Linked DNA regions of Mus musculus: all the other regions are linked to region 6. The links are chromatin loops, found by intact Hi-C in ENCODE. Cell type or tissue: left cerebral cortex. All regions are shown on one strand. Region 1 overlaps Asap2 (ArfGAP with SH3 domain, ankyrin repeat and PH domain 2). Region 2 holds the start of Itgb1bp1 (integrin beta 1 binding protein 1). Region 3 overlaps Asap2 (ArfGAP with SH3 domain, ankyrin repeat and PH domain 2). Region 4 overlaps Asap2 (ArfGAP with SH3 domain, ankyrin repeat and PH domain 2). Region 5 overlaps Asap2 (ArfGAP with SH3 domain, ankyrin repeat and PH domain 2). Region 6 holds the start of Asap2 (ArfGAP with SH3 domain, ankyrin repeat and PH domain 2).

Region 1 (5,000 bases), 120 kb after region 6:
AAGGGTGGGCCAGTCTTCCCTCTGAAGTGGTGTCCCCAGCAATCCAGCACAGCAGTGGAGTTTACACAAAGCACTAGCCTGAGGGGCCTAGGCTGTTGGCGTGTCCATCAACCCTAGCATGCCATCCCACGGTCTGATTAATTCTTCAGACCACATGACTGAGACCTCAGAGCCAGTGCGATGTGATTTAACACTCAAAGCAAATCGAGAAGTCTGGTCAAGCCGTCTCCACCACCTGTGTGGCTTGTACCCCTCAGCAGGCTTCAGTCTGCAGACCCACTACACTGAGCCACAGGCCAAGCTGAGCTAGGTGACAGGGGAGCCATCTTTATGCTGAGCTAGGGAGATTGCTCAGTGGGTTAGAGCACTTGCTGTAAGCATGTGCCTCTAACTCCAACTCTGTGAGGGAGGGAGAGACAGGATCACTGGGTTGGGGTGGGGGGAGAGGGAGGGAGAGAGAGAGAGAGAGAGAGAGAGATTGATTGATTGATTGTGTTGCTTCCTGTCTCCTCAGTCTGGTAGGTTCCATGTGTAGCAAACCTTACTCTCAGAATTCCATCTACAATGTAAAATGCTAAGCCTTGACTGTATTTTACATGTGACCACTACCGGGTCACCTCCTCTAGACTGTAACCTAAGCTTGAGTTAGAGGAGAAAACGTGATGGTGTCATTAGATGTCTGCTAGTGGCTGGAAAAGCAGGTTTTCAACCCTTCTTTAAAAAAAAAAAAAAAAAAAAAGATAGCCTGTTAAAAAGATGTTACCCTATGCGTGAGTTCCCTTGGGTACCACGACAGGACTTGGTAGCCATCTGAGCTTGGCCGAGCTTTGGGTACCACAGTGAGGTAGGTGCAGCACCTCCTCAGCTGTCACCACGGTGCAGAAGCACTTGCTCCAGAACCTTTCTCCTGCGTGTTTTCAGCTCATCAGGGAGGAGTGAGCACACATAGGAAGGGCACACAGGCCTGCTAGGTGTGAATCGTTGCATCCTGAGGATGTGGGTGAAGTGACTAGTGTGTGAGTCTGGTTATGCCCGAGGGCAGTGATGCAGACAGACTTCACCGTGATCACACTGTTGACTTTGTGGCAGCTTGAGATGTTCCGTGAATCTTGGCCACAACCACCGTTCGCTGTTGTGGCTATGCAGATGCAGAACACTAGTTATGTTGAAAACCTGTCTCACCCACTACTCCTGCTTGGTCTTCAAGGGGCAAAATTAATTCCAGTCCTACCCAGTTTTCAACTCAGCAGATGTTCAAAGTATCTAATACCTCTGGGAACATCTGGTGGGAATGCTTTCTGCAGAGCTGCCGGGGCTTAAGCTCATGTAGAGACCTGAAATGCACGGGCTAAAGCTCTGATGCTAGTGCTGTCCTGAGAAGGTGGGAAGGGTCGGGGGTGGGGACTGGCTCATTTAGCACCCTATTCCCTCTGCCTCCTGACTAGTGGAGCAAATGCCATCAAATGTCCTTGATTTTAACATAGTTGTTGGGAAATCAAAGATGAACCCAATGCCAGGCCAAGAGACAGCAGGCCTGTGAGAATGTAGCTGCTCCCCAGGAGTCATCCTTCTCCTCACTGATCATTCTGTATTGAATCTGCTGAGAGGATGACAGGCTGGCTGGCTGCCTTGAGCTCCTGCCTGCAAGGCCCGCCCCCACTGTTATCTCCCGCTCCCAAACAGGGGCTTCCCATTCTGATCTAGAGGGAACGTGTTCCTCTAGGGGGATCTGTCTGCAGTAAAGCCAGCCCTTTGGGACCTGTCCAGTCTTGTGCCCTCAGGCACACTCTTGAGCCATTGTCTTTGAGCCACACAGGCACCCTAGGAAGGACTGTGGTTAGAATTATGAGATAACTTGGCCAGTCTCCCAGACAGGATAGAGCTCAGAGGGCCTTGGTGGCATGCCTTTCTACAGCCCCAAACGCTTCTCTTGTGGCAGAAGCTCATGGAAACTGCCCTGGTCTAGGTGGCTTTCCAGAGAGCCTGCAGAGAGGGCGTTATTATTGGGACACTTTGTACAGAATGACCTCCCATTTCTCCAGTGCCCAGTGGGATTACTGGCAGAATTAGTCAGCAGATGACAAAGCCACACCCAACCTGGCTGTAAAGTAGCTCAGTGTGGGCCCAGGACACTGACATGCCCTCCAGTCACAGCTTCCTGAGAACTCTGAGGTCCACTTGGCAAGCTCCCAGCTAGAACTGTGGACCTGCCCCTCTGGCCGTCTTCCTAGGAGGCTGGGTGGGGCTGTGAGGTGCCTGGGAGAAGAAGGTGGCCATGCCTCTTTGCTCACTTCAGTCTGCTGCAATCCAGTATTTGTCTAACTTGAAGTAGTTCTCTTTGCCTGTTCCTCTCTTTGGTGACAGATAGATTGTAAACAAGTGATGTCTGACTCCCCCTGGTGTTAAGATTTTAAAGAAACAAAACCTCTGCTCTGAGCCTCACTTGTGTCTGCACTTGACCCCTCTTGATACTTGGCCCCAATTAGACGGCCCATCAAGAGTCTTTCTAAGACAAGGAGTGAAAACTACTACTGCAGAGCTGTCTACTCATTATATTTTCAAAAGCATTTATTTGTGTGTGTGTGTGTGTGTGTGTGTGTGTGTGTGTGTGTGTGTGTATTTGCACATGTTCATGTGTTCGTGTATGTGTGTACATGTGCGTGTGTTTATGCATGTGTACCCGTGTGCATGCATGCGTGTGTGAGTGTGTGTGTGTGTGTATATGTCAGTACAATTTAGCCAGTATGTATTACTAGAGAAATCCGCATTGAGGAAGGACGCAGGCTTGGTGCTGTGAAATGGTACTCAGAATGTATCCATTTCCCACTCCTGTCCTTGTCCTGGTGCTCTGATCCCTCCAGGCCCCATGTCGCATTTAGATTATAGTTAGTCATGGCTCCTAGGGGTCCAGTTTCTACAGTCATCCCTTGCCCATGTTGACCTTTGTACGTTTTGAAGACTGCTGTCCAGTTTTGTTATGAGATGTCTGCCAAGCTAGGTTTCTCCTGTGGTACCTCAGGACTTAGCTGAGGTTGTTCATTTTGGCAAGAATAGCACAGAAATTAAGCTGCCCCTCATCCACCCCTCCTGGGAACACGGCCCCTGAAAGCACTTGTAAGACACTGCAAGTACCTGATGCACAGCGCGACACTTCCTCTTATACCGTTATTCATCTAGCTGTGCTTGTGACATAGGACTCTCAGGGTGTGGCTTTAGAATTTCTGATATAGTATTAGTTCTTTTCTAAGGAAGCCAGAAAATGTCTAAGATGTGTTTTCCAGAAAAGGCTCTTGTTCGTCAGGGGGCATTAGCCAAGCCTTTAGTCTTATCACTCAGGAAGCAGAGGCAGGCAAATCTCTTGTGAGTTCAAAGCTAGCCTGGTCTGCATAAAGAGACAGTACCTCAAAAAGTGAGATAGGGAAGGCTCTTATCAAAGGACTTGAACAGTTCCTTTTTGGGGATGTCTCTTTAAAGAGATTATAGAAATTCTCTGGAAATGGCATCTTTTAGACTAGAAAGGGGCAGGTTGTTAGATTTGTATTATAAAGTCACAATGACTGAAGTCAGCACACACATGCAAGCAGGCAGGCAGGCACACACACATGCATGGCACGCACATGTCCCAAGGGCTGCTTGGCTTTATACATTAATCTGGCAGAGAGCACACATTATTTATTCTTGAGGTAAATACACCCAGCTGCTCAGTGATAAGTCTCCCTTGCTGTGCAGATGACAGGACGTACCACTTCCAAGCGGAAGACGAACAAGAATGTCAGATGTAAGTGCTGTGGGTGGGGCTGGAAGCAGGGGTGGGAGTGGGTGTGTTCGCCCAGCTGACGCCCAGCACTGCTGCTGTTTGCCCAGATGGATGTCTGTACTGCAGAACAGCAAGGAAGAAGCTCTGAACAACGCCTTTAAGGGTGATGACAACACTGGAGAAAATAACATCGTCCAAGAGCTGACCAAGGAGATCATCTCGGAGGTGCAGAGGATGACGGGCAATGACGTGTGCTGCGACTGTGGGGCACCAGGTGACCCGGGACAGCCCCAACCCCAGCTCTAGGGCATTTGGATTCCAGGGATGCCTGAAATCCACCCATTGATATTTTTTTTTTCCATTCTCATTTCAAACATGAAATTGGTACAAAGCAGTCTGGGCTCATCCCATTACACAAATGCTTAATGAACTGTGTGCAGAGAGCAGTGGGGCGCATGGGTAGGAGATCCCTGCCTGCTGGGCCTGGGGCAGGACCCTGGGAAGACAGCCTGGTGGAGATGAAAAGATTACAGCTCAGCGTCTGCCGGGCAATGAAAACTGAAGGGCACATTGGGGATGAACTGAAGGTCACTAGTCTCACAGGCTCGGAGGGGCTGTGAGGGTGAGTGTGTGTGTGTGTGTGTAGGGGGTGCTTTTGCCTAGGATTCCCATCAGCCTCTCTGTCCTACTTAGAGGACCATTTAAAGTAACTCTCAGGCACACTCTGTGACCCATGGATGCTGGGCAGGACCCATGGACTCTGGTCCTGTGCAAGAACAGCAGGTGCTCCTGTCACTGAGCCATCTCCCCAGCCCCTCTCCCCAACTCCCACTTTTTAACAACTAGACAGTTTTTAAAGAACTCGATGATGACCTCATGGGCAAGATCATGATGTTTCTCTGCAGAGGATTTCAGGGGGCAGGAAGCACTCGGGAGACATTGTGCTCCAATACATCTTAATTTCAATGCTTTGTAAGTTCAGCATTCGCTGTCAATTATTGGCTGGGTCCACACTGTACACTAAGCACTTGGAAGGATACTTAAATGAGGACATGAACGTGCCATGTGGGGAAAGTCTAGCTTGAACTCCGGGAAACGAAGGGTGGCCATGTGCTCGCTACTTGCTAGCAGCACACCCTGAGCGTTCAGTGAGGTGAAAGTATGTAGAAGTTCTCTGACTTCAGATGTTCACAGCACAGTTGACTACTGCCACAACCCAGACCCTGAGCATAGCACAGCACAG
Region 2 (5,000 bases), 170 kb after region 6:
TGGAATCACAGATGTTGGTTCATAGGATAACAAAGGGGAACCTGGAATAAATAACTAAAACAATATGTAAAGAAAAAAACTGGGCTTCTGGTCTGCATGAAATGAGCTAGCAGAAAGAGACAGCAGTTCTTTTTAAAAATTTTCTTGGGCCGGGCGGTGGTGGCGCACACCTTTAATCCCAGCACTTGGGAGGCAGAGACAGGCGGATTTCTGAGTTCGAGGCCAGCCTGGTCTACAGAGTGAGTTTCAGGACAGCCAGAGCTACACAGAGAAACCCTGTCTCAAAAAAAACACAAAAAGAATCTGGAGTTAGTTTAATAATTCACTAGCACCTTCAACTACTGAAACCTCTCCAAATACTCTCTCCCGGGAGCTCAGAGAATATGGAAGGCCTGTGGTGGAAATCATATTTCAAACCAAGGCCGGTCCTTGGCACTCTACAGATCATGCTTATGCCAGAACCAAATCCTTGTATTATTCTCCAAGGCTCCACACACAACAGTGTGCAGAGTAGCTTCCCGTTCCCCTGACTAACCCAGTCCTTTCCAGGCTGAACAGTGGACCTCGTAGAGGAAGAAGCTGAGTTAAATTGGTAGTGGGTGGACACCCACTCAGGTGTCTTCTGTGTGTGTAGAACCCACTCTCAGCCCACCTTCTAGGCCACCTGCCATGGTGGCCTGAGCCTGAGAGTTTAGTCAGCCTCTCACCCGGTCTCCTTCTCAATATATACTTTATTTGTAGCATTTAGAGCTGACTCACCGCTCAGTAAGTAGGCAGTAAGCACTTAGATGCTGGGGGACTCATGGCACAAGGACAAAACTGACCCATGGGTAGGTGAACGTGGGTGTGTCCATTTTTAGTGGGAGTGAGTAGATCAATAACAACAACAAAAAATATTAGGGAACAATCATTCCCATGAGGAAAACTAAAGAGAGAGGCAGGAGCAAAAGGAGAGAAGGCCCAAGGCCTGCAGGCCAGAGGCAAGTATCATTTGAGCATAGCAGTCCATAGACATGTTCCTACAGCAGGCAAGAAACAGGACCAGATTTCTGCTTTATAGAACCTCACTGGGCACCAGATATGGAGCTAACCGCCTGAGAGCAAAGGGGGCTAAAGGTTATTTGAGTACTGTGCAGAAGTTGCTGCAAAGGATAAGTCCAAAAGATGCCTGTAGTGATGGAGGGACAGCGGGAGAGCCGTATTCCTAGGCCTGGGCTAAACTAGGTTAACCTAGTACCATAAAATACCATGTTGGTGGTCTATGATAGTTAAAGTGCTGGTATATGACATACTTAGGCACATTATATTTTAGTACAGACTTCTTGGTGTTTACAGAGGATTGGTTCCATAACCACACAAGTGAATATAACCTACACACACAATCCCATACACTTTAAATAACTTCTAAATTACTTAGTGTAGCTAGGCAAGTACCCTCCACTGAGCTGAACATTATATCTAGTGTGAGTGCTACAGAAATAGTTGATATGATGTATTATTTACAAAATAATGATAAGGAAAGTCTCCACTTCTTTGGTACAGTGGAATTTCGGTCTTGTTTTTACAACACCTCTTTAAAAATCTGGGCTTGTTTAAACCTGAGCATGCAGAACCCATTAGCTGTGGAGAGATGACTACAAATTTAAATGCATATTTCTTTTTAAAAAAAAAAATTACTTATTTATTTTATATATGTGAGTTCACTATAGCTGTCTTCAGACACACCAGAAGAGGGCATCAGATCCCATTTCAGATGGTTGTGAGCCACCGAGTGGTTGCTGGGCATTGAACTCAGGATCTCTGGTAGAGCAGTCAGTGCTCTTAACCGCTGGACCATCTTTCCAGCCCCCATATTTCTATATTAATTTTTAAAGTTACTTAATAAAATGTGGTTCTGCTGGGCAGTGGTGGCGCACACCTTTAATCCCAGTACTTGGGAGGCAGAGGCAGCTGGATTTCTGAGTTTGAGGCCAGCCTGGTCTACAGAGTGAGTTCCACAGCCTGGGCTATACAGAGAAACCCTGTCTCGAAAAGACAAAAAAAAAAAAAGTGGTTCTGTTGTTAGAATCTTAAAGCATCCCCACAGATCCTTGGCGATGATTGGATATCACCAAGGCCTTTGCAACTTCTCAAAACTTGCTCTGCAGCATCAATCCAGGAACTGAGATGGGGAAAGAACTGGTTAGTCTTTGATATCTGCTGCTGTTCTGGGTGTATGTACTTAATCAAATTGTTCTTGCTTCTAAATTATTCATGCTTAAAAATGAGCCAGGGGATGCTATCTGTCAGCTGAAAGTTACACAGATTCATCAAATGCAAAAACTGCCAGAGGCTCCGACCTGCTCCTCCCTCGTCTCTCCCACTCAGGCAATTAAGCCATCACTGGTAGGAACCAGAAAATCATCAATCCCTCACTGTTCTTCAACCTTCACATCCAACTAAGGACCAGGATCCCAGGTCCATGGCAGACTCTGCCTCAGCTTGGTAACCAGCCCCACATCTTTGGGGGGAACTAATGGCATTCTTTCAGCGTGAATGTGATGATCCTCAATCTATAGAAAACGCCCAAGTTCACAGTCTGACACACTTAAAGAATCCACACACCCACTATAGAGGCTTTGTGGGTAAAAGCCCTTACTTTTAAAAAAAGAAAAGGTGTGTGTAGGAGTAGATTGCCCCTGGAGCTGGTGTTGAGCCACAAGCACCAAAACTTGGATCCTCAATAAGACAGGTAGATGCTCTTATCCACTGAGTCAGCTCTCTGAATGAATGATCTTGTCCTACAGAACTCCTTGTGGCTCTAAGGTCTGCCTCCACATTTTAGCCACAAAAAGAAGGAGGAGGGGGGCTGGAGAGGTGGCTCAGCGGGTAAGAGCACTGACTGCTCTTCCCGAAGGTCCTGAGTTCAATTCCCAGCAACCACATGGTGGCTCACAACCACCCGTGATGAGGTCTGGCGCCCTCTTCTGGTGCATCTGAAGACAGCTACGGTGTACTTACATATAATAATAAATAAATCTTTAAAAAAAAAAAAGAAGGAGGAGGAGGAGGAGGAGGAGGAAAAGAAGATAACAATGATTTCTTTCAAACACAGATCAGAGCTCAGTATTATTAGGCCGTTGTTCACCGGTGTCCTACTAAGATTTGACTACTAAGATTTGACTAAGGAAGGTCAAATCCCTCCAGCAAGAACCCACCCAGGGCTCTCCAACCACTCTCTCTCAAGCTTGTCTTCAACAATGAGCTACACATCTCTCAGGAACGCAAAGCCACTTTGGTTCTGAGCGGTTCTAAGCTCCTGTATGTTCTTATACTATCTAACTTTCCCTCCCACAGAACTCTCATTTTGTAAGTTCCTTGGCAACTACTTGCCTCGCACAACTTATTTCGGGCCTTTTAAAGAAAGCCTTCCTTGGACTTTCAGGTTGGACTAAAAGACATCAGATCACAGCATTAAAATGTCATCTTCTTCTTTAAACTCCCACTCCCTCAACTAACTAGTGCAAGGCGAGGCTGAATTGGTTCTCAGTAGATAGACAGTATAGCGGAAGAGGACTCGTTACAGGGTTCTGACAATTGCCCTAGGAGGTGATATCCAATAACGTCGCCAAGATGCTCCAGAAACCGCTAGCCCTCACTCTGGCCCATCTGGAGCAGCCGGTCCCTAGGGTCATCGGAGCCTTCCGAGCAGTGAGAACGCCCAGCTGCATTCACGTGAGTCAACCAAGCCAGAGATTCAATAACTTGTCCCACATCACAAAGTTTACTTGGGGACCCCGACAAGATCAGGCTTCCAAAGCTCTGCACACATGCCTCGCACAAGTGAGGATGTAGACAGCTAACTCCAACCCCACCTGGGTGCAGCAACAAGCAGAGGGAGGCCTCAGGGTCTTGCGGAGCCTGGTCCCCGGGGAGGCAGGCGGTAGACCTGTCACGGGAACGCGGGTCCCTCCCTGACCGGGCGCCGAGCTCCTCTTCCTTTCCCCGGTTTGCACTCTGTCGGTGCCTCAGCCTCGGGACGTGGAGGGAATGGGAGGACGGCGGGCTGCGGGGTACTCCCCACACACCCGCACCCTCTGGCCCGGCTGAGGCGAGGCCCGGTTCTCACCTCGCCTCCTCGGCTCGTTCCCCGGTCGCCCCGGTCTCGCGGGGTGTGGGATGGTCCAGCGGCGGCGGCCGGTAGGTTATTCCAGTTCGTATTCCAGCTCCGGCTTTGCCAGTTTTCCTGCCCTGGTCCGCTGGGCCACGCCCCTATCATGCGCAGGCGCAGTCTTTAGGCCGCGCCTCCAGTTCCTTAACCGCACCTCCGGGAACCTAAAGAACCTCGTTCTCGAACCGGAAGTTGGAGGGCCGAATCTAGCTCCGGGAACGCTAGAGCGCCGGAAGTTGTGTGTTGGTGGTGGGGGTTTTTTCTTCTTTGGTTTGCAGTAGCTGTGCTTTGAATTTAGAGACTGCGGCGACGAGTTCGTGGTCCACGCTGCTCCTGAGACTGCCAGGATGTCTGCGATTCCTGCAGAGGAGAGCGACCAGCTGCTGATCCGACCCCTGTAAGGGATGCGCTAGAGAGGGAGCGAGCCCCCCTCCCCGTATGTGTGAGAGCCTGGAGGGACCCCCGCGGAGGCAGCTGCGGGTCCAGCCTCTCAGGTTCAAGGGATTTGGAGAACATTGATCGATGGGCTATCTAGGTTGAATGTCATTTTTCCTTCAGTCTCGGGGAGGGTATTTTGGGGAAAAAAAATCCAGGTCATTGGGTGTTTTCATAAAGAAAGGGTTGCCAATTAACACAAGTCTGGATCTCGTACATCAGAGCAAGCCTTGAGGGAACCGACAGATAGAGGACACTGCAAGGAAGAACTGCATCTGCCTCCTTTCCAGGACCCTACACGTGCTCAGATGGGCGGGGAAATTAAAGACGTGGTGTATGTACTTTGAGAGCTCAGACCTTAGCAGAAGGTAGGAGGAAATTGGAGAGGGGAAAGCTGAGGCGTTTCCGCGAGAAA
Region 3 (5,000 bases), 92 kb after region 6:
ATGCCACCTCTTGGTACCCATTCCACTGTGGAAATGGTACGCTCTGTCTGGAAATGGCCTGGATTTCAGGTCTGCAGTTTCACTGGTAGCATCCACTCAAATGCTCAGCAGGGGTGACATGAGACTGGGGGACCTTGAAGGTCTGTTCAACTTAAGGAGATTCCCAACCACTGGCCTTATCCACTTAGCCTCTTTTTTTTCCTTTTCCTTGTTTTAAAGATTTATTTATTTCATTTATATGAGTACACTAGCTGTCAGACACACCAGAAGAGGGCATCAGATCCCATTGCAGATGGTTGTGAGACACCATGTGGTTGCTGGGAATTGAACTCAGGACCCCTGGAAGAATAGTCGGTGCTCTTAACTGCTGAGCCATCTCTCTAGCCCCCCACGTAGCCTTTTTTAACTGTGATAGGTTCTGTGATGTGAGCAGGGATGGGCCTTGCTGAGGGCTGCCACTTATGTACCCAGCAAGACGGTCTCAAGCTAGGGTCAGGAGTGCTATTGTCCAACTTTCATCCAGCTGTACCCGTGCCTGCTTCCTTCTCCCAAGAGCTCGATTAGAGAGCACGGTGGGAGAGAGGCTTCTGGCTGTGAAGAGATAGACTGGGGAGAGAAGGTGCCACATTTTCTAAGATGAAGATTTGCCTGCACAGCATAGGACAGAATCACCTACAAAGGTTCAGAGTCTGGTGTGGAAGGGGCAGGGCAACCGAGGATACATAAAAAAGCTATTATTTTTTTAAACCCATGAATATAAGTGGTTCCTCTATCCCAAGAGGCCTTGCCACGTGTAAAAACTAGGTTGAAGATGTCTTCAGGATTCTCGGCAACAGCTCTGTACTGAATATTTAGATACATGGCCAGTGACCATAGAATTGTATAAGGAGTCCAGAGACTGTAATACCCCACAGTCACAGCTCCATTGAGATGCCTGAATTCACTGAACAGTGTCCCTGCCAAATGGCCTCTTAGTCCCTCACATTCTTTTCTCCTTCAGCTGGATGGGTTTACCCTGTGTGCCCAGACAGGGCTGACGCAGACAGACAGACATACACACACGCACACACTCTACCTCCCATGACACACAGAGACATATCTGGCACTTTCTTTAAAAGTTGTTTGATGATTAAACAGGCTACTTGAGAGTTCCCTGTCACAGGAGGTAGAGTGTGTGCGTGTGTGTATGTGTGTGCCTGGTGGTTCTGGTGCGTGCTGCGCTGGTCAGTTTATACCCAACCTAAACATGTGACATTTAGGAAAGTAGCTCAGCAGGAAGTCACCATGAAAAGGGCCCGAAGGACAGATGAACAGCATGATGCTGTAGAGAGTAATGTGGAAGCCGGAGTAGCTGTGACTGTACTAATTGGGGCAGGGAAGGTACTAGTGCAGGTCTCAGACAGAGGCCGGTGTGATCCAGAGCAAGGTGTCTGTGGATCTTCCATCAGACACGAATCGGACGTAATACCTGCTTAGGCAGGATCTGTTCAGTAGGTAGCAGGAAGGCCAAGTCCGATGTGTTTTTAAGAGACAACAGGTGGTTTGCTTTCTGCAAGAGTTAAAAGGTTGCCTGCTCAAAAGAGCGTGGCGAGTGTTTATCTCTGTAGATGATTCTGAGGCTGTCCAGTGGGGAGTGCTGTGCCGAGAGGCCTCTTGATTAATCCCTGCTTTGTCTTCACACATAGAACCAAAATAGAAAAGGAGAAAAAGGAGCATGCCAAGCTCCACGGGATGATTCGTACTGAAATAAGCGGGGCTGAGATTGCAGAGGAGATGGAGAAGGAAAGACGGTTCTTCCAGCTGCAGATGTGTGAGGTGAGACGCGGTGAGAGGAAAGCCACTCCATACAGGCCCAGACCCGCGCGCGCGTGCATACCTCCTCTCCACCGAGACAGACCTGTGGCTCTGGTGACAGCACCGGCTCGGGTACTGGGCTGCGTTTCTGTACTAAAGGTTTGCTTTGCTAGAGGAATGTTAGACTACTTACTGGCGTGTGGCTTTAGGTCAGTCTGACACCAACTTTTAATAAAGGAAGCGAGGGGGACTCGGGAGTTAAAAGCATGTGCTGCCCATCCCTGACGACCAGGTTGTAGATCCCTGCATCTAAGTCAGGCTGCGGAAAACACCTGTAACTCTAGCTCCAAGGGACCGGACACCCTCTCCTGGCCTCCAGATAGACCTCCATGTACGAGTGTGTGCTTGTACACATGTGCGCACGTACACGCAGACCACAGACAGATGAGACTCTCTCCGTTTTTGTTTGTTTGGTTTTGTTTTTAAAGTAGAAGAGAGGACTTGAAGAGTGTCCTCCCTGCCCGCCCCCCATACTTTCTCACAGGAGTTGGCTTAACTTCTTTGATGCTTTTAAGACTTCTGAGTGCCCCTGTGGAGTTGGTGGAAGGGAAGAGTGAAGATTCAGCCAGAAAACATTCATGCAGACAATGGCATCACTGTATCCTTGGTATTCCAGTTCCCCAGTGGCCTGTGTCCTATCGAAGGGCAGAGGGGAAGCCGATCCCCAGCTTACAGGTCACTAAGCATGAGGCCTTTGTGTTTCTGTGCCTCACTGTGAATGAGAATGGCCCCGTCTCTCCCTGGGCTCTGCAGCAGTGTCATCCTGGCCCAGTGCCAATTGTTACACCCTCTTAAACTGAGCAATATTTAAAAAAAAAAAAAAAAGCCGTGGTAAACCCTCCTTCCTATTAATCTCTGTACGCTTTTCTGATTGTCTCTTAGAATAAGTTCCGGTAAGTAGAACTTCCGGGTCAAAGAGTGTGCACATTTTAAGTCTTGATTCATTGCCAAGCATTTTATTTAACGATTGTATCATTTTGGCCCTTGGCCAGATATCCAGTTAACAGCCAATAACTATCAAAAAGGAAGGAGAAGAGAACACATAGGCAGCTCTTACAGAGAGGAGAAAATTGGTCGTTATGTTCTCAGAATGGCTTCCTGTTCCCTGCCTGGCTTGCACAGCTGGCCTGGGAGAGTTCCTGGACTTGGGCTAATCTCTCGAGACAGCCAGGAACTCACGGGACAGCTCAGGTTAGCAGGTTTTCCTGGGCTTGAAGATGAGGTGTGCTCAGAATTCTTATACCACAGCCTCACAGTTAGGGCAAAGAGGGTTTTTAGAGCCCTTGTTCTGTATACTTTTAGGAAGGGACAGGTGCATTTCATAATGCCTGCTAAGTGGCCCTTAGTGGATTCCTCAGGTTAGAAGTGGCTTTGATACAATTTAATTTAAAATTCATCTTTTTAGCACTTATATTTAGGGGAAGTGCTTTGGGTCAGCAACATGGTAATGAAATCTCAGCTACTAGATTATAGATAGCAGTTAGTATTGAAGACAGCGACCCGACAAAGAAAGGAACTTGAAGCTGAGTGAGGTGGCATATGCCATTGATTTCAGGACAGCCAGGACTACATAGAAAGACACGGTCTCAAATGGAACAAAAAGGACCTGGGGAGAGGAATGTGCATAGGAAGACCCAAGATAGTTAGAAACACCCATTTGTTCTGGGCAGCCTCCTTCCCTGCAACCAGACTAAGAGTATCCTGGCTGGACGTGGTAGAATATCTAGTTAGGAGATATGGTTCTTAAATATTGAATTACCTGGCTATCATAACCATTGAGTCTTGTATGCAGAGGGTACCCAGCGTCTGTTTATCACAAGCCCCGCCCAGTCTACAAGCTGTTAAAGAAGTCAAGAAAGAGTCACAGAGGGTGTGGTTCAGTTGGTGGCAAGGTCTGCACATAGTATATATGAACCCCTGGGGTCAGTCTCCAGCTCTGCAGATAAGACAGATGTGGTATTACACACCTGTAACCCTAGCACTTGAGAGGCAGAAGGGAGGGGATGAAAAAGTCAAGGCCCTCCTTGACTGTGTGACGAACCAGTTCAAGGCTAGCCTAGGCTACTAGAGTCCCTGGTTTAAAAGACATCCTCAGCGTCTTCAGCAGCCCCCGTTAAGCTCCTGACAACATCCTTTCTCAATGTCTTCTCTCAACATCCTTCCCTTCTCCACAGTACCTGCTGAAGGTCAATGAAATCAAGGTGAAAAAGGGAGTGGATTTGCTTCAGAATCTGATCAAGTACTTTCACGCCCAGTGCAAGTAAGTGTCCCTTCTCTATGGCGTCTTTTCAAATGTTGTTCTATGGACAGCAGCTTCAGATGGATAACATTGCTCTGAGGGAATAAACATTGACTTGGAAATGACCGTGGCATGGCTGAAGATATAGATCACTCTTGGCTTAGCATGTGTGGAAGGAAGCCCAGGCTCAATCCCCAGAACTGCAAAGAAAACAGAAGGAAAGGAAGAAATTATCACGGGCTGGGACTGGTGATATAGCTGTTTTTGTAGAGTATTTGCCTAGCATGTGGGAGTGGGGGGGCGTGGATATGGTGGGGGCACAGTGGTGCCTTGGGTTTAATTTCCCACGCTACATAAACCAATGTGATGGCACACACGCATAGTCCAGGTGCTCTTAGGAGGTAGAGGCAGAAGTGACAGAAGTTTAAGATTATCCTTGGTTATATAGAGACCAACCTGGGCTATATGAGACCCTGTCAATGAATGAATGAATGAATGAATGACCATAGAAGGAAAGAAGAAGTGCTCAGGGTACAACACCTTGACTTTGTAGAGGGATGGAAGCTAGAGACATAAGACCACATTGCATGACTGTGCGTTTGCCAAGTCAGGGGTTAAAGCATATTTATAGACAGAAAGCAGCTTAGCAGTTACCATAGGAAAGAGAGAGATGGGATCTGACAGTTGGTGGGTGTGTACTTGCCTTTGGAGATAACAGAAACGTTCTGGGATCGTGCTGGTGGCTCAGCCATGTCAATATTCTGAAACCCACCATCATGTCACTTTGAAAGGACCATCTTATAGCTTGAAACTTGTGTCTCAGTAAAAAAATAAAAGTATACAATATCTAAAAATTGACTTAATTGTCACATACATTTTTTCTTGGTGACTTGCTTGATCTGACACA
Region 4 (5,000 bases), 52 kb after region 6:
CCATGTGGTCCTGTGCTTCCCCGATGGCTTTCTGAAAACATTTGCCACTGTCCTTTATGCACCATACTTTGCTCAAAGTCAAGTGTGAGATGAAAAACCGGGCTGACATTGATGTTTGCGTGACTGTCCTGGCAGAGCTGCCCTTGGGTGTGCTTGGGTTTATTAGCTAGCTTTCAAAACTGTCATTTTCTCTCAGGTTGGCCCTTTATAAGTAGAATGAGGGGAGATGGGATGGGTCAAGAGGGGAGGACATAGGTGGCCCTTGTGTCTGTGGGTCTCCTATCCTTCAGTCATTATCCTTGGGTTCTGGGAAGGAAGTTGGTCCCTTCCCTCTCATGTGGGTCCATTTGAAATCCCAGAGTCTGGACCAACTTGGTCCTGGACTGGCACAATTCAGTGCTTCTAGGCCAGGGCCTAAGGCACAGGCCTGGCTGATGCTGTGGAAGGGATGTTTGATTGTTTGTATTTGCTTGGCCCAGGGAATGGCACTATTAGGAGGTGTGGCCTTGTTGGAGTAGGTGTGTCACTGTGTGTGTGGGCTTAACCCTCACCCTAGCTGCTTGAAAGCCAGTCTTCCATTAGTAGTCTTCAGATGAAGATGTAGAACTCTCAGCTTCTCCTGCACCATGCCTGCCTGGATGGTTCCATGACGATAATGGACTGAATCTCTGAACCTGTAAGCCCCAATTAAATGTTGTCCTTATAAGAGTTGCCTTGGTCATGGTGTCTCTTCACAGCAGTAAAGCCCTGACTAACACAGGATGCTTTGCATGGATTGTCTAAGTGAGAGGCAGCAAACTTCTCCTATAAAGGGCCAGATGGTAATTAAATAAATTCCCACAAATATTTATAGTGAAATTCAAAACATACCTCTTAGTCAAGGCCCGTGATTGAGGGAGGTGGGATTTCTGAGGGCTGGGGTAAGGCTTCCTTCAATAGGGTGAGTCACATTGGGCCTTCCATCACCCATTACCTCATCCACCTGATATCTCCATCCATCAATACCATCAGGTTGTGACCAAACAAGGGTTTCCCACCCCTGAGCCAGACCAGCTCCCTTGGTAGACTGTGGAGGCCACCCTTCCTCTTAGCCTACCGTCAGGATGAAAGAACTTGCCTGGTAAGGCTGTGGGACCTAGGGAGAGGTGGACTGACCTACCCTGCATAGAGAAGGTGGTGTGTGACTGGGGCTGCTGGTACTAAGCTATGGAACAAGGAGCACCAGCATGCCTGGATGGTTTCCCTGGCCCTGGGAGAGGCCCTCAAGTGCATAGAGGGACCTTCAGAGGCAGAGGAAGAAGAGCCCTAAGGACATTCTGGAACCATCAGAAGGTCTATGTGGCTGAAGCTTTCTCTGAAGCCAGCTGTATGCAGACGTGAACTGTTAATGTTTTTCACTTTAATTGAACCCCCTGCAGCTTGTGACTACTGTGTGGGGCAACCAGGTGTGAAAATGCAGCGAGAGCAGGGGTGTGAGGGTCTCTCCTCTGGCAGTGAGTTTGCTGTGACCCATACACCATAGCCTCTGCTCCCTCTCCTGGCTCACTATCTTCAATTACCACTCCAACAGTTGTTTGTTTTCCTTGGAAATATTTGAGACACATCCCTACAGTCTTATTTATGCAATAAATTTAATCTGTTAAGCTTGTTTTACAAACTAGAGGCCAGCTTGAGTCTAGTCCCTCTGAGTTTATAGGGTTTGGCCAGGCATCAGCTGCGGGCCAGGCCAGCCCTCTTTTACGCCCTTATTGACTTTTACAGTTCTGTGTGCTGGTAGTTTGCCTACACGTCTGGGTGTAGGGTTGTCTCCTTTTTTCCTTCTGGGTTTGAGTAGTTGTGGAAGAAGGGATGGTGGGAGGTGACCATTAGAGTCTTAGCCACATTGCAGGTACCTTTGATTTCTGGAGACCACCAAAAGCCTTCTTATTTTTCTGGCTATAAGGCTTTGGCAAAGCTTTTTATAGACCATAGATACGAGTCTTTGTGTCTTAATCATACTCATTTCTCCTGACTGGTTTAATCTTGATGATCTATAAATACACGCCGTGATGGGGGTACATTTCTAGAAGGGAGGGAACCACTTTTCCCTTGTGTGGGTTTCAATTATAATTACCTCTGCCACCAAGTGCCAAACTCACCTTCACGTCCCTCTCTGCTGAAGAGCCAGGGGAAAGCAGCAGCTCCTGCATGTTTATGTACTCATTCTCGAGGCCGGAAACGGCTTCCCTTCAACAACAGGGACAGGACGCAGATGGAGGGTCTTTGCATAAGATGCCTGTGCTGTCTTTGATTGGTGAGAACGTGGTCTCCAAAGCACTGAGTGGGGCGTCATCTGAGTTCCAGCTGGTTACAGAGTGCCAGATCCCGGTACCTCAGTAACTCACCACTTCCAGCCCCTGCTTCTGAACAGGACTGAGCTATATGCCACAGACACAGATGTGCCCTGTGACCTGGGATTACCAGTGGGCAGAGCAATTAACTCTCCTGGAGAGAAGCAGGTCAGCCTGCTAGCTGATTACCCAGGAGTCCAACACACAGATGAAGCCTGATTGGTTTCCAAGCCAGTGTGGCAACAGCCAGTTCCTTCATCTTTGGCCACTCCTGAAATTATTTCCTGCCTGCCTCTAGTGGCCCTGAGTTACTACAGTGCACTCTCTCAGGGAAGCTCCATGGCTTAATAGAGTCCCATTCCTTGGCAGGCTCTCTGGTGCACAATGGGATGTATATGCTACATGTACACTGTCTTAGTTAGGGTTTTACTGCTGTGAACAGACACCATGACCAAGGCAAGTCTTATGAAAAACAACATTTAATTGGGGCTGACTTACAGATTCAAAGGTTCAGTCCATTACCATCAAGGTGGGAGCATGGCAGCATCCAGGCAGGCATGGTGCAGGAGGAGCTGAGAGTTCTGTGTCTTCATCCAAAGGCTGCTAGTGGAAGACTGACTCCTAGGCAGCTAGGGTGAGGATCTTATGCCCACACCCACAGTGACACACCTACTCCAACCAGGTCACACCTCCAAATGGTGCCACTCCCTGGTCCAAGAATATACAAACCATCACATACACTAACCCCTGGCCTTAGAGAAGGTCACTGGGGAAGGTAACAAGCAATAAAGGCAGTTTTATTGGTATATCACAGGGCTCAGTGTGTTCCAGTGTTACTGTGTGCTCAGCAGAGGCCATGGCAGTTGTCAGTGCTGGTGCTGGAGGCGGCATCCAAGGTTGGCAAAGCAGGTCACTGGCAAGGCTTGGCCTTCTGCTCTTACTGGGCGTTTATCTTTCCTGGATCCTTTTCTTGGTTTGTTCACCATTGCATCTCCACTAGCAGCTTAAACATCAGGCACGTACCAGGTGCTTAGTAAATCTCAGCTGAAAACCTGAACAAGCATAGGTACTGTGGGCCAACCAAAGATGAGTTGCTGTGGAGGGAAAACCGGGGGTGGGGGTGGAGAGGGGGTGGTGGAGGGGGGGCTTTGCTGGAGGACCAGATGAAGCTGTGAACCAGCCAGTGTAGCTGGGGGTCAAGAGGTAGGAGGCTATTCCAGGGAATTAACAGTGTTGGGAGGTAGAAGAAAACAGTGAGTTGGGTGAGTGTAAACCAGTTCACTGGGGCAAGCTTGGGGGATAACCAGAAGTGAAGAAGACAGTCCAGGGGCATGGATGGAGGGGAAGGAAAGCTCAGAGCACAGGGAGATTGCACTGCTCAGTTGAGTTGGGTGTTGTGAGTGCCGGGAAGCGTGGGATGTTTTCTCCTTTTACACTGTGCACTCAAAGCTTTTTGGCAAGTGTTGTTGGCTGAGTGACTTGCAGGGAGCTCAGCCCTGCTGCTGTGGGTGTCCTCTGCTGCCTGTGAGGAGGGTCCGGGGAGGGTGGCCCTTGTTTAAATACAGGTCATATAAGTTCCGGTCGATTGCAGAGGCTGGTCAAGACAGTTTTCTGCAGGAGTCGTGGACTGCATGTTTACTAGATCAAATGTGCTTTGTAGCAAGGACCTGTCACATGGGAAGGGAACTCCCAGTTGTGACAGCACACTGATTCATGTCTGTCTGTCAGGCTGTGCTCCCCAACACATGGGCGGTGGCTCTTTAGGAATCAGTGTTTCTGATAGAGGCTGAGCAAACATTGCTTGGAGGCTGAGGACTGGGGAGGACTGAGGAAGACCGGGGAGGCTGTGAGGGACAGTTCAGTGCAGTGTTTTGTGAGTTAGTTACTGTTTCCCTTGAGATATAAAATGCCCTCTTATATCTCAAGGTCCAGAGTGGATTAGAGATGACTACCCAGGAACATTAAGAGTTCCCTTGGGGGCTAAGGAAATGGTTCAGTAGGTAAGAGAGTTAGCTATACAAGCATGAGGCCCTCAGTCTTAAATCAACAACAAAACAACCCAGAGCCCACACCATAAAAAAGCCAGGCATAGCCATAACCCCAGAGCTGGAAGGTGGGGCCAGGTGGATCCTGGGAGTTAAATGACCCAAACAGTTCTTTCCCCAAGGGCGTAGGGTAGAAAGTGATGAAGGGGGACATCTCATGTCCGTTTCTGATTTCCACAGATATGCAGCACTCCATACATATACACACCACACACACACACATACACACACACACACACCATGATCTCACATAAAAAGCCAGATATGGTAGCAAGGGCCTATAACCCAGCACTGAGTTTGAGGCAGGAGCATATCTCTGGGACACATACACTTAAAATCATTCCCTATATACAAAAAGCTAACTCACTATAAGAAATTTTGATGCAAGTCCAGCCTGAGCTATATAATATGGCAAGGCTGTCTTTAAAACCAAACCTGGGATATTTATCTCTGTGTGTGCTTGCCTAGGGCTAGGGTTTGATCTTGACATACCTAAGGGGTTACTCAGAGTATATCCTGTGTGTTGAGACAAACACACAGTAATGTAATAAGAACAGTCCCCCACCCCCTTTTGCTACATCTGGAGCCTCTTGATCACTCTTCTATTTAAAACTGTCAACTCCAA
Region 5 (5,000 bases), 150 kb after region 6:
TCTTGAACTTGTGACCCCTCTTCCTCCCGGGTGTTGGGTGCATTTGTTTTTCATGGCCTTTCAGGACAAGACAGGCTGACTATGACCCTCTGCTAAGTAGCTCATATGAGCATTTCATATCTGAGTTGACCACAGAATAGGAAGTTGGCCACTCCACTTAATAGTGTCTGCTAGGACATACACGCCCAGAGGCAGTGGGAATCAAACTGAAACTTGGCTCGTATGATTTTCAGTCCCTTGGGGAAAAAAAATAAGACTATAACCAAGTCTCGTTCTTCACCTCTTCGTCCTGAGGCTGCACACACCAGCACCCACTGGGACTGCAGAGGAAGTGTGTGAAGGAAGTGACTTGCTGCGGAAAGAATCCCATCCCAGGCTGCCTCCCTGCTTCCTCAGCCCCTCCCAAGGCTTGCCTGCCCAGTTGTTTGTCTTACTTTCTGCTAGGTCCCACCAGCCTGGCTAGGCAACTGAGAGGAAAGCCTCTCTCTTGGCCTTCACAGGCCCTGCTCCCTTTAGAGAAGGAACAAAGCTAGTGTCCCACCTCTCTGCATATATACCAGTGGCAGGTCTCAGTTGATAGAGCCCCCTCTGCCCACTGTAAGAAGCACTTGTTTGTCTCCATGGCATGACTATAGGCTTGTGCTCTGCCCCTTGACCACAACATTGGTTCCCAGGGCAGGCACCACGGAGCTCAGAGGTGTAGGAGGCACTGATTTGTGGTGCCAGCACAGACCCTGGCAGAGCCACCCAGGCCTGTGGTTAAGCTTCAGCCCCTCCCTTTCTCATGATGATGGCGGCTCAGGCTGGGGCCAGAGTACGCAGACGATGAATGTGTGCTTAGCTTCTGCCCTGGGCTAGGATCAGGACCTAGTACTTGGCTCCACACCTTTCCTTTTTTCAAGAGTGGGGAGTAGGCACATGTGATGGGATACAGCAAGCACAAATTTAAGCACTGATGGCAGGTCCCTTTATCATTAAGGGGATTAAGGTCAGAGCACGTGGCCTCAGTGATCAATAAATCTGTATTTCTTTCCTGGTAGGACTGACAAGCCAACCCCGCTGACCAACAAAGGACAGCCGAGAGGACCTGGTAATTATTTAACTTGGAACAGGTTGATCCTGCAGGGATGGGGTGGGGTGGAGTTGGGGTTGGGGGGTATGGATTTTAGGTAGCTAGCTGGTCAGGTATAAAGAAGTTCACTGCCTTATACAGGTCTTTTCTCTTGAAACCACCAAACTTGTGGAGAGTCCTGCTTTCAGATATAACCTTGTGATTCTTACATTGTCTTACAGTTAAAGTGGATGGATAGGGATGGGGTGTTCTATAAAGTTGCTTTGTCATGGCCCTAACGCAGTGGATCTCTCTGCACAGAAGCTTCGGGTCCTCTGTCCAACGCCATGGCCCTGCAGCCCCCAGCACCCATGCCTAGGAAGTCACAGGCGGTAAGTGCACAAGCCTGCTATCCTGCTACTAGTCAGAGGGCTCCGAGGCAGCCGGGCTCTGTTGCTCCTTGGAGGAGGGCTGGGAGCTTCTTTCTGGTGCTGTTTCATGATCTGGGGAGCTGGCCAGCTTGGCCCTCTGCTCATCATCCCCATGAGCACCAGACCCCAGGTGTTTCATTTCCTGCCTCTGCCCAGGCTCCTGCTACACCCAGCCAGCCCCACTTGCTTGACCTCTGTGGGTTTCCGAGCCTAGGCACATGGCTCATGAGGCAAGCAGAAAGCATGAGGCCTGTTCTCTGGCTAAGAACTTGGCTTCCTACAACCCTAGCCTTCACACTTCCTTTTCTGATGTAGACCAAGTCAAAGCCCAAGCGAGTGAAAGCACTCTACAACTGCGTGGCTGACAACCCAGACGAGCTGACTTTCTCTGAGGGCGACGTGATCATTGTGGATGGGGAAGAGGATCAGGAGTGGTGGGTGAGTCGGGGTGGGGTCACAGGGGCCTGTGCGCAAGTCAAGGTGGGGCCATGGGGGCCTGTGCACAAGTCAGGGTGGGGCCATGGGGTGTGTCTGTGCACAAGTCAGGGTGGGGCGACGGGGCCTGTGAACAGTGGAAGCTCTCAGCCTAAGCAATCTGGATCTGGTGCTGCTACCAGTCTGATGAGCAGTGCCTTCCTCATCTCTGGTGTCTCCTGTGTGGGCACCTTCTTCTGAGTGGGCCTGATCTGTCCCTCAGGTGAACACCTCACTATAATGATGGGTAGACCACTTAGGCTACATTTTCATAACACGCTTGACCTGAACCAAGAGCCTTGGGGCCCTAGATTTTCACTGCCAATTTATGGAGCAAGGCATCCAGAGAGCTGGGCTCCAGGGCGGAGTCCTCATGTCTTTTTGATCCCGACAAAAGCTTTATGCTGCTCAGCATCCAGGTAGTATAAGAGTGGCATGGACACTGGGCTTCTCCCAGAAGCCCTTGCAACTCAGACTCAACCCCTTACAAGCTGAGGACCTTGGCAGCAGGTGCTTGGGGTCTATAGACCTGGGTGACATCATTTCTGCGAGGAAGTTGTCCACAGCACTGTGGCAAAGACGCCATGAGAAGCAGCAGTGATGAGACAAGGCGGGGTGGGGTTCAGGAATTAACCAGTGGAATGGGGTATACACAGAAAGCACTTGGCAGGGTCTGCCACCCAGTGGCCACTCGTGGCCCTGCTGCATAGACAAGTATTTCAAAAGGTACCTCAGGACTTGGAGAGGACTTTGCTTGACAGTTGCAGGGAGTTTGACCTGATCTGTAACTGCCCCCCCTGCAAGTCCCCCACCCCCACCCCCCCACCCGCTCTGTGATCAGCCTCCCTCAGCACAGGCCCATTAAGGGCCATAGCTACCAAACTCCCAACTCCTCTACATGCTAAGTTCCTGCACATGGCCGGGCCTGGTGAGAATCCAGCACTGTCTGAGAACCTGGTCTTGCCCCTCAGCATAAACACAGATCAATACCCATCAGTTGGAAGCAGGCATGGAATCACACCATGTTACATACTACCTTATGAAGGAGACACTGACCTGACACACAGGCTTAGCCATGTGTAAAGTATCTATTTCCAAAAGTACAAAAAATTCAGACAGGTGCAAAAGAAGTGAATGTTAGCCGTAACTAGAGGGCCCACCCTTCCTGAGGACCCACAGTTCTCAGTGCTGTTTTTAAAAAAAAAAAAAAAAAAAGCACACTTTGGCAATTTTCCTTTAGAGTTTGCCAATATCATAAACATGGCTGAGATTGTACGTGGCTATAATTGTTATTACCCAGACTGCATGTTTTTAAGCCTTTCTACAAATGCCTGATAAAATATGGAGACACATCATACTTTCTCCAAGTATATGACTTTGAGTATAGTTTCTTTATTCATATACTAAGTGGAGAGTGGGCCAGATGACTTCCCTGTTGTCTTCCATATTGCTGGGGCCCAGGGGCAACATCTGTGTTCACCTGGAGCCATCTGAGGGTATGCGAGGCTTGTGGGAGGAGGCAGGAGCTCTAGCAAGCACAGACAGGAAGGAAAAAGAAAGGACAGCCGGGCGGTTTTTCTATCATTCTTTAGCGGAAGAGATTCCTCTGAACAGATGCTGTGTTGCCCCTTCATGTTTGTAACACTTGTAACCCAAACTTGCTCATTTCAGATCGGCCACATCGATGGAGAGCCCAGCCGCAAAGGAGCGTTTCCCGTATCGTTTGTGCACTTTATTGCTGACTAAACTGCCACTGAACAAAAGCCTTTGTTTAACCGTTATGTTCCGTTTTGTTACTGGTACCAAGGCTAGCCATAGCCAGTCTCACGGACTGTGTTATACGGCAGCCCATCTTTTCATGATACTGTCCTGTTCTGAAAACTCAGAGTCGAGTTTTATATATAAGCAGGTTGTTGTTTTAATAAGTTGTGGTTTTTACAAAACATTGTTATACTTTTACTAGGAAAAGCAATTTCCTTAAGGGGGCGGTGAGAAGCTATTTAACTGTATACCCAGGATCCTGTATTTCCAGGAGTAGCTGAGCCTAAAAACAGCTTAAACAAATTTGGGGGATTCTTAGTTTTCCTTAGCCCAATTCCGACATTGGTTATCTTGTTTAGCACAGTCAGCTTAGCAAGCCAGCACCATACTGCTTCCAGGTCTGTCGCCCTACCCTGGACCTTGTCCACCAATGCCATCCATTCACCTTTAAAGACATGTATTCCTTTGAAACTCAGCCAGTGTCTATTTAAAGCAACTTGGCAATTTATACGTTAGCCTTGTACTTTTCCCCATCTGTGAGGTGGCAGCTGCCATGATCTCCCGCATGTTTGTAGGACCCATGTTGTGAACAGTCATACCTAGCACACTACTGATGGGTTATTACAACACAGCTAACAGCAGGCTGTTCTACACCAGGTAGTTTAAGCTGCAGATCCTGAATTTGGTTAAAAACTAAGGATGATGGATTGCAGAGCAGCTCTTTAAACTAGCTCGCATGCCTGGGGGTTTGAGGATTTGCCTCGTTCAGCATCCCGTCACACAGGTAGAATATGTGGTGCGGGCCACAGTAAGCACATTCTTCCGTGTCCTGGTGCGTGCTCCTGCCCTCCCCTCCCAGCTCCTGAGGACACCCGCTCAGCTTAGTTCTTGTCTTAATAGGATTCTCCAAAAGGAATGGTAGCTACACTGTCTTGAAACTTAGCCTATCCAATTGTTTGTAGTCAAGAACATATCAGAAATCTGTAGACCTTGGGGAGCCCAGTGCCCCCAAACATCCCAGTTACACTATGTAAGCCCATCGCATCACTCCTAAACTTACACTATGTGGGGTGGGGGAGGGGAACTAGGTTGTATATGATAAAAATCAAAACTCATTAGTTTCATGAACTTGACTGTCATACCTCTACTTAATAACATTAAGCACAGGTAAGAGCCGTGGTTAGGATATGGGAAATGAAAGAGGCAAGCATAAGGCCTGAACGAAAGCTGGAGTTTGAGCAAAAGGAATGGATTGAGGGTTAAGCTTGACAGTGAGGCGATGT
Region 6 (5,000 bases):
AGCAGAACAAAAGGACTTATAGGTGGGAAGAGAGGCAGAGGGATCAGAAGATTGCTTTGTGCAGGAGAGCCTGTACTATAACACAATACCCTCGAGTTATACATGCTGAGATAGGTGTGCTCCTGAGACACTAAATGGAAAGATGTTCACAACAGTGGAAAGTGGCAGAGAGTTGCAGAGTTTTGGGATTGCAATTTATTCCCTTGCGCAGGAATAAAAGCTACCCACTGGCGCAGCTATTTTTGAAGGCTGAACTTATTCACACGCAGTGCTGGTAAAATACCAGAAGCCATACATAATGTCTGACCCCAGCTGCCACCTCATACAGCAGATTTGTACATGGGAGCCTTAAAAAGATTGACTGGTCTACTGTCCTATGGCAGTAGGAGACCACTTTTATTTCCCATGTTGGGTTTACAATGTCCCTCACATTCCCTCCTTTTCAGACATACAAAAGGTTTTTGTAAAGTTTCTCTAGGCTGTATTGTTGGCAGCAGCAGTAACCGTGCCTCTTGCCTCGGGGAGTTAGAGGGTGTGATTTTTGACTAGTGTCTTCAGAACCTCTGGGTTTTTAAAATACAGCTGAGAATTTCTGAATGAGCTATAGACGAAAATGTCCTAATTCAAATGATTTATTGGCCCAGTTGTGTCTGTGATCAGTCAGCTGTGGGTTGGAGTACTCTCTGAGAACCTTCAGGTACAATACCTCACACACACCCCCAACCATGCTCTACCTCTGGTTCTCTTGGGTATCCCTCACTTCCGACAGCACATCAATCAGTGCATTCTATGATTTCCTCAGGGTGAAGCCTGGCCTAGCACCCTAAAACTGTTTTCAAGTAACTGGGAGTGTCCCTAAATGTACAAGCTTAGGGAACAAGATGCTTACTAGGGGTTGGAGTATTCTTCCAAGTCGAAGGTCATGGGTTTGAATTCCCCTTCGGCTTGTACCATGGTCACCTCCCTATGCAAAATACCTGCCTTTACTCTTGGCTTCTTGAGGCTGTGAGAAGGTGCACAGACACATGGTCCCTACATCTTGTCCCGCTAAAGTGCCCTGGAGGATTTCACTGTCCTGTAGGGGGCGAGCTACCCACACTGTCTCACTGGCCCTTTCCTGAGGTTCTGGTGGGGAATTCAGGGGGTTCCGAGGCCAAGGGTGGAATTGGGGAGCAAAAGGGTGGGCTCCCCTCCAGCCGGGAAGCCAGTATCCCGGGTTCCACTCCACGCCCTCTGGGTAATGTTGCTAGAGGTCATGGCGGGTGCGGGGTGGGAGCCGGCACCGCAGCCCGGGAAAGGGCGCGCCCTCGAACCCCAGCACGTCCCGAAGGCAGACACAATGCGGCGGCACACAGCCGCTGACCAGTCCCGAGCGCACATCGCCCTCCTTCCTGCGGCCTCAGCTTCTCGGCGGCGCAGTGGCGGCGAGCGCCCCGATTGGCGGCCAGGCCTGCGCCCCGCCCCGCCCATCGGGCCACCGCCCCCTCCCTAGTCGGGCCCGCCCCTCTCCGCGGGAGGCGTCCGGGCCAGCGGCTTGGTGGCGGGTTGTTCCCGCCGGCTGTGCGCGCCCGCGTCTGGGCTCGCTCGAAGAGGACGCGGCGGCGGCGGCTGCGGCTCCAGGAGCACAGCGGGCAGAGCTGCGGGCTGCACGCGCCCCTGCTGCCACCGGGCGTCCCGCGGTGGCTCCCGCGCCCTGCGGCGGCTTCCGCGCCCCGCGCTCCTCTTTGTCCGTGTCCCTGAGCGGCTGCTGCGGCGGGGTCGGAGCCCGCGCCCTGGGCGACTGAGGCGGCGGCGGCAGTCCGCGCCCCGGTGTTGCAGCGATGCCGGACCAGATCTCCGTGTCGGAATTCGTGGCCGAGACCCATGAGGACTACAAGGCGCCCACGGCCTCTAGCTTCACCACGCGCACGGCCCAGTGCCGGAACACCGTGGCGGCCATCGAGGAGGTGAGCGGTAGCATCGCTGGCGCCGGGCGGGAGGCTAGGGTCGCGGTAATCCCGCTGCGTCCTGGGGACCCGCTGGGCTTTCGCGCCTGGTGCCCGAGACCCAGTGCCCTCCGCCTGCGCCCACACCCTGGAAAAGTTTCTGGTCCCCCAGAGCCGGACGCAGCCGGGCCAGCAGTGCCCGACACAGAAGCCCTTTGTTCCCTGCTCTAGGGAGAGGCTGCTAGGCCACCTTGGGCCTTTTTTGGGAACGCTCCTGTCTGTTCCCATTTCCCTCGCAGGGTTTCAGGTCCTTTGCTCCCACCTCGGAGAGGTCAACTTCGGCTCTGAGTCTGTGGCGGCTGCGAACCGGGGACCCCTGCGAGCTCTACGGGCCCCGGAGAGATGGGTCTCCCTGCGCGGACCTCTCCAACTTGTTCCAGAAGTAGCCCGGCGGGGGCAGCTGTGGCTTCTGAGCCAACAAGCAGAGCAGATCCAGGGGACCCCAAGCTGCTTAGGCACGGGTGCCCATCCCATCTTGGGAGGCCTGGCAGTTCCCACTGCGTGCCACAGAGCAGCGCTGTCGAGGGATGTGGAGAACCAGAGCTTTGAGATCCAAAAGGCCTTTGGTGGCCGCCTCTGGGCTACCTGTGTGGTGCCTGTTGACAGTATGGTCAGCTCCTTTGCCCTTAACCTGGAAAAGGCCTGCTTTTAGTAAGGGCTTTCAAGATGCATAGTCATTGTATTGAGTGGCTAAGCAGCGAGCTCTCCAGATCCCGGGGAAGAGGGACTGCAAGAAGGAAGCAGTTTGGGTTGAAAATTGAAGCAGGCTTGGAAGAGGCTGTGTGAGTCCAGGGACCGCAGCTGTCCGCGACTTGGGAAAGCCTCACTTACATCATTTTCTTTACCTCCCCAACAGAATTTAGAGTTTCGTGTTTTCGGCTCTGTAGGCCATGTGCGTCCAGCTGGACTCACAATAGGTACGAGAACGAGACACACATGTGTAGCAGTAGTGAACCGATGACTACATTTCTTTTGCTTAGAATTTTAAGATCGAGGTAGATATTTTAAAATACTTGTGTCAGAGGCTGGTGTTCGGAGAGCTTTTAAATTAAGCTATGTCATTACATCCTTTCCCCTTGCTTGAACAAAGCATTCGCTATTAGGCTTCGCCTGGGGGGGGGGGGAACTAGACTATTTTTCTTTCGTGTAAAATATTTGTCTTTGTAGACCTACACAGTCAGGACTAGACTCAATGAAAAATACTAGGTTCAGTATCCTGCTCTTGGAAGTGAGCTAGGGTATCTGTTCTTCTCCTTCACCCTCATCCCCTTTCTTTTCTCTCTCCTGTCTTCCCAAAGATCTGCTTGTAAGTCTTTTGTAGCAAATTCAGTGAGAGCAGATTGCTTTAGTCCACTTTTCTCAGCCTGGCCTTTAGGTGCCACTGATGCCTTTAATGAGGCAGGTGGGGGATGAGGGGGATGAGAGCCCCTCCCCCATGAGGGCCCTTGAAAAGCACTAGGAAGATAGTCACAGTGTTTTGAAAATACATCATTAATGCTTATGAAAATGATTACATCCAAAAAGGTAGGATTCCCTCTGTGGAAAGGACACTTGTGTGTGATGTCCTTAAAAGACAGCCCATGTTTATAAAGTTAGGACGCTTCTCTCATTGTATTGAATCAGTTAGGTATCAGTAATACTGGCAGATGTTGGAAAGCCTGGCAAATAGGAGTTGCAATTAAAGTTGGCATGGCCTTTCTCTGATTAATTTTAGTTTATAGTGGATGAACCCAAAGCTGCTTTTCCATGCAATGCAGGAGATTACCCAAGAGCTCAGTTACTGGGTAGATTAAAGAGAGAGTGGATTTGGTCATTCTGTTAAATTGGAGGCTGGCTTCACTCAGCCTCCTAAGCAGAAAATGGATTTGAGTTGGAAACAGGGAAAACCTGAAATCTTTGCAGGCTTATCTCATTTTAAGTGAGGCCAGCATCCACTCTAAGATAATAGTGTGTGTGAACTGATTTGAAGGGTGAAAGGACTCAGTGTGGATTACTTAAAATAATGCTTTCTTTTTCCTCCTACATTATTTAATGTTCACTTCCAAAAAGAAATGTTGTTCTCTGTCTAGTGTAATAACACACCATGTTTACAATACTTAGACTTTAAGCAAATGTCTTTTTATGGTGAGATGAGACATTAGGGTAGGTTTTGTGACATACAAATAGTTACACATTTCATAGAAATACAACTAAAAAAATAAGTCCCTGGTCTTCTACTTAAATGAGTTATGGAATTAGTAAACTTATCTGATTAACTTTGGCAAGCCTGTTTGTTTCCAATGGAGAATATGTCTAGTCATAGTCATTTTCTGACTGAAATAGGCTTTCTTGGCTTGCACACCTGTAGCTAGAATATCAGTAGTTAGCCAGTGCCTGACCTGTATTACAGGTATCAAACAGTTGTGTTTAATCTCTATCCCTGATGTGCAGATGAGGAATTTGAGGCTAGGAGATCAGTTCAGGTTATAGACATAGCAAGTGGAGTTTGAACTTGGCTGGATGCTGTGTTCTCAAAACTGCCCATAGCTAGATCAGCCACCTCTAAGTCAGGCTCCATCACTTTCCAGTTGTATGAATTGGGATGAGACCCTCCCCGCCCACACACTCTTTTACTGTTTTCATTACAGTTCACAGTCTAGATAATCATGTCTATTTCTGAAGGTTCTGGTACAGTACCCAGTAGACTTAGTAAATGGTAGCTGCTTTACCAGATTTCACTGTAGTTACTGTATAGACCCTGGAATGAGAATGGAGCAGGGGAGGAGAAAATGGATGAATGGATGAAGGTGTGCATATAAATGGAAATTGTTGTCCTTCCCCCTAGGTGTGCCTGAGTGTGTGTGTGTGTGTGTGTGTGTGTGTGTGTGTGATGGCTCCTGTGATCACTGAGCACAGAGGCTGAACTTGCAATGCTTTGCTGAATCAGTTCCCCACTGCCTGTCTCTGCTTCCCCTGAATCCTGGGGATCCCCATGCAGGTTCACAAGCTTGTGCAGCAAGCACCTGACCCCCTAAG

The links. Hi-C counts contacts between places; a loop is a spot of excess contacts. Peaks named below come from ENCODE experiments on the same cell type or tissue, not always from the same donor. Only the 100,000 strongest peaks of a DNase experiment are listed, where the experiment ranks them.
Region 1: a loop joins it to region 6, with 5 times the contacts of the local background. A loop is called at or near these places in 15 of 42 quality-filtered maps.
Region 2: a loop joins it to region 6, with 2.9 times the contacts of the local background. A loop is called at or near these places in 4 of 42 quality-filtered maps.
Region 3: a loop joins it to region 6, with 12 times the contacts of the local background. A loop is called at or near these places in 8 of 42 quality-filtered maps.
Region 4: a loop joins it to region 6, with 2.6 times the contacts of the local background. A loop is called at or near these places in 10 of 42 quality-filtered maps.
Region 5: a loop joins it to region 6, with 6 times the contacts of the local background. A loop is called at or near these places in 10 of 42 quality-filtered maps.

Annotation. Positions count from the first base shown.
Region 1 is chr12:21,225,510-21,230,509 of GRCm38, forward strand. Asap2 (ArfGAP with SH3 domain, ankyrin repeat and PH domain 2) reads left to right here. Exons shown (of 29, transcript NM_001135192.1): 14 at 3,730-3,778; 15 at 3,865-4,031. Among named protein-coding and RNA genes, the nearest start is that of Gm40855, 23 kb to the right of the region's middle. In left cerebral cortex, a CTCF peak has its summit at 2,411 (motif pointing left); DNase peaks (open chromatin) are centred at 1,642, 2,320, 3,420 and 3,833; H3K27ac peaks cover 2,211 bases.
Region 2 is chr12:21,281,998-21,286,997 of GRCm38, forward strand. It overlaps Itgb1bp1 (integrin beta 1 binding protein 1), which reads right to left and starts at 4,287. Exons shown (of 7, transcript NM_008403.5): 1 at 4,109-4,287. It overlaps Cpsf3 (cleavage and polyadenylation specificity factor 3), which reads left to right and starts at 4,300. Exons shown (of 18, transcript NM_018813.3): 1 at 4,300-4,547. The coding sequence starts at 4,498. In left cerebral cortex, CTCF peaks have their summits at 1,761 (motif pointing right) and 2,960 (motif pointing left); DNase peaks (open chromatin) are centred at 3,390, 4,283 and 4,854; H3K4me3 peaks cover 1,829 bases; H3K27ac peaks cover 1,450 bases.
Region 3 is chr12:21,202,275-21,207,274 of GRCm38, forward strand. It overlaps Asap2 (ArfGAP with SH3 domain, ankyrin repeat and PH domain 2), which reads left to right. Exons shown (of 29, transcript NM_001135192.1): 6 at 1,686-1,815; 7 at 4,029-4,114. Among named protein-coding and RNA genes, the nearest start is that of Gm40855, 46 kb to the right of the region's middle. In left cerebral cortex, a CTCF peak has its summit at 277 (motif pointing right); a DNase peak (open chromatin) is centred at 2,586.
Region 4 is chr12:21,162,189-21,167,188 of GRCm38, forward strand. All of the region lies in intron 1 of Asap2 (ArfGAP with SH3 domain, ankyrin repeat and PH domain 2), which reads left to right. Among named protein-coding and RNA genes, the nearest start is that of Asap2, 53 kb to the left of the region's middle. In left cerebral cortex, no CTCF peak of the experiment used is centred here; DNase peaks (open chromatin) are centred at 2,283 and 3,774; H3K27ac peaks cover 988 bases.
Region 5 is chr12:21,264,091-21,269,090 of GRCm38, forward strand. It overlaps Asap2 (ArfGAP with SH3 domain, ankyrin repeat and PH domain 2), which reads left to right. Exons shown (of 29, transcript NM_001135192.1): 26 at 1,041-1,090; 27 at 1,373-1,443; 28 at 1,798-1,920; 29 at 3,628-5,000. The coding sequence ends at 3,702. It also overlaps a transcript of Itgb1bp1 not described here. Among named protein-coding and RNA genes, the nearest start is that of Gm40855, 15 kb to the left of the region's middle. In left cerebral cortex, a CTCF peak has its summit at 2,634 (motif pointing left); a DNase peak (open chromatin) is centred at 2,612.
Region 6 is chr12:21,110,224-21,115,223 of GRCm38, forward strand. It overlaps Asap2 (ArfGAP with SH3 domain, ankyrin repeat and PH domain 2), which reads left to right and starts at 1,533. Exons shown (of 29, transcript NM_001135192.1): 1 at 1,533-1,946. The coding sequence starts at 1,821. In left cerebral cortex, CTCF peaks have their summits at 1,046 (motif pointing right), 1,246 and 2,497; DNase peaks (open chromatin) are centred at 1,468 and 2,510; H3K4me3 peaks cover 2,243 bases; H3K27ac peaks cover 1,577 bases.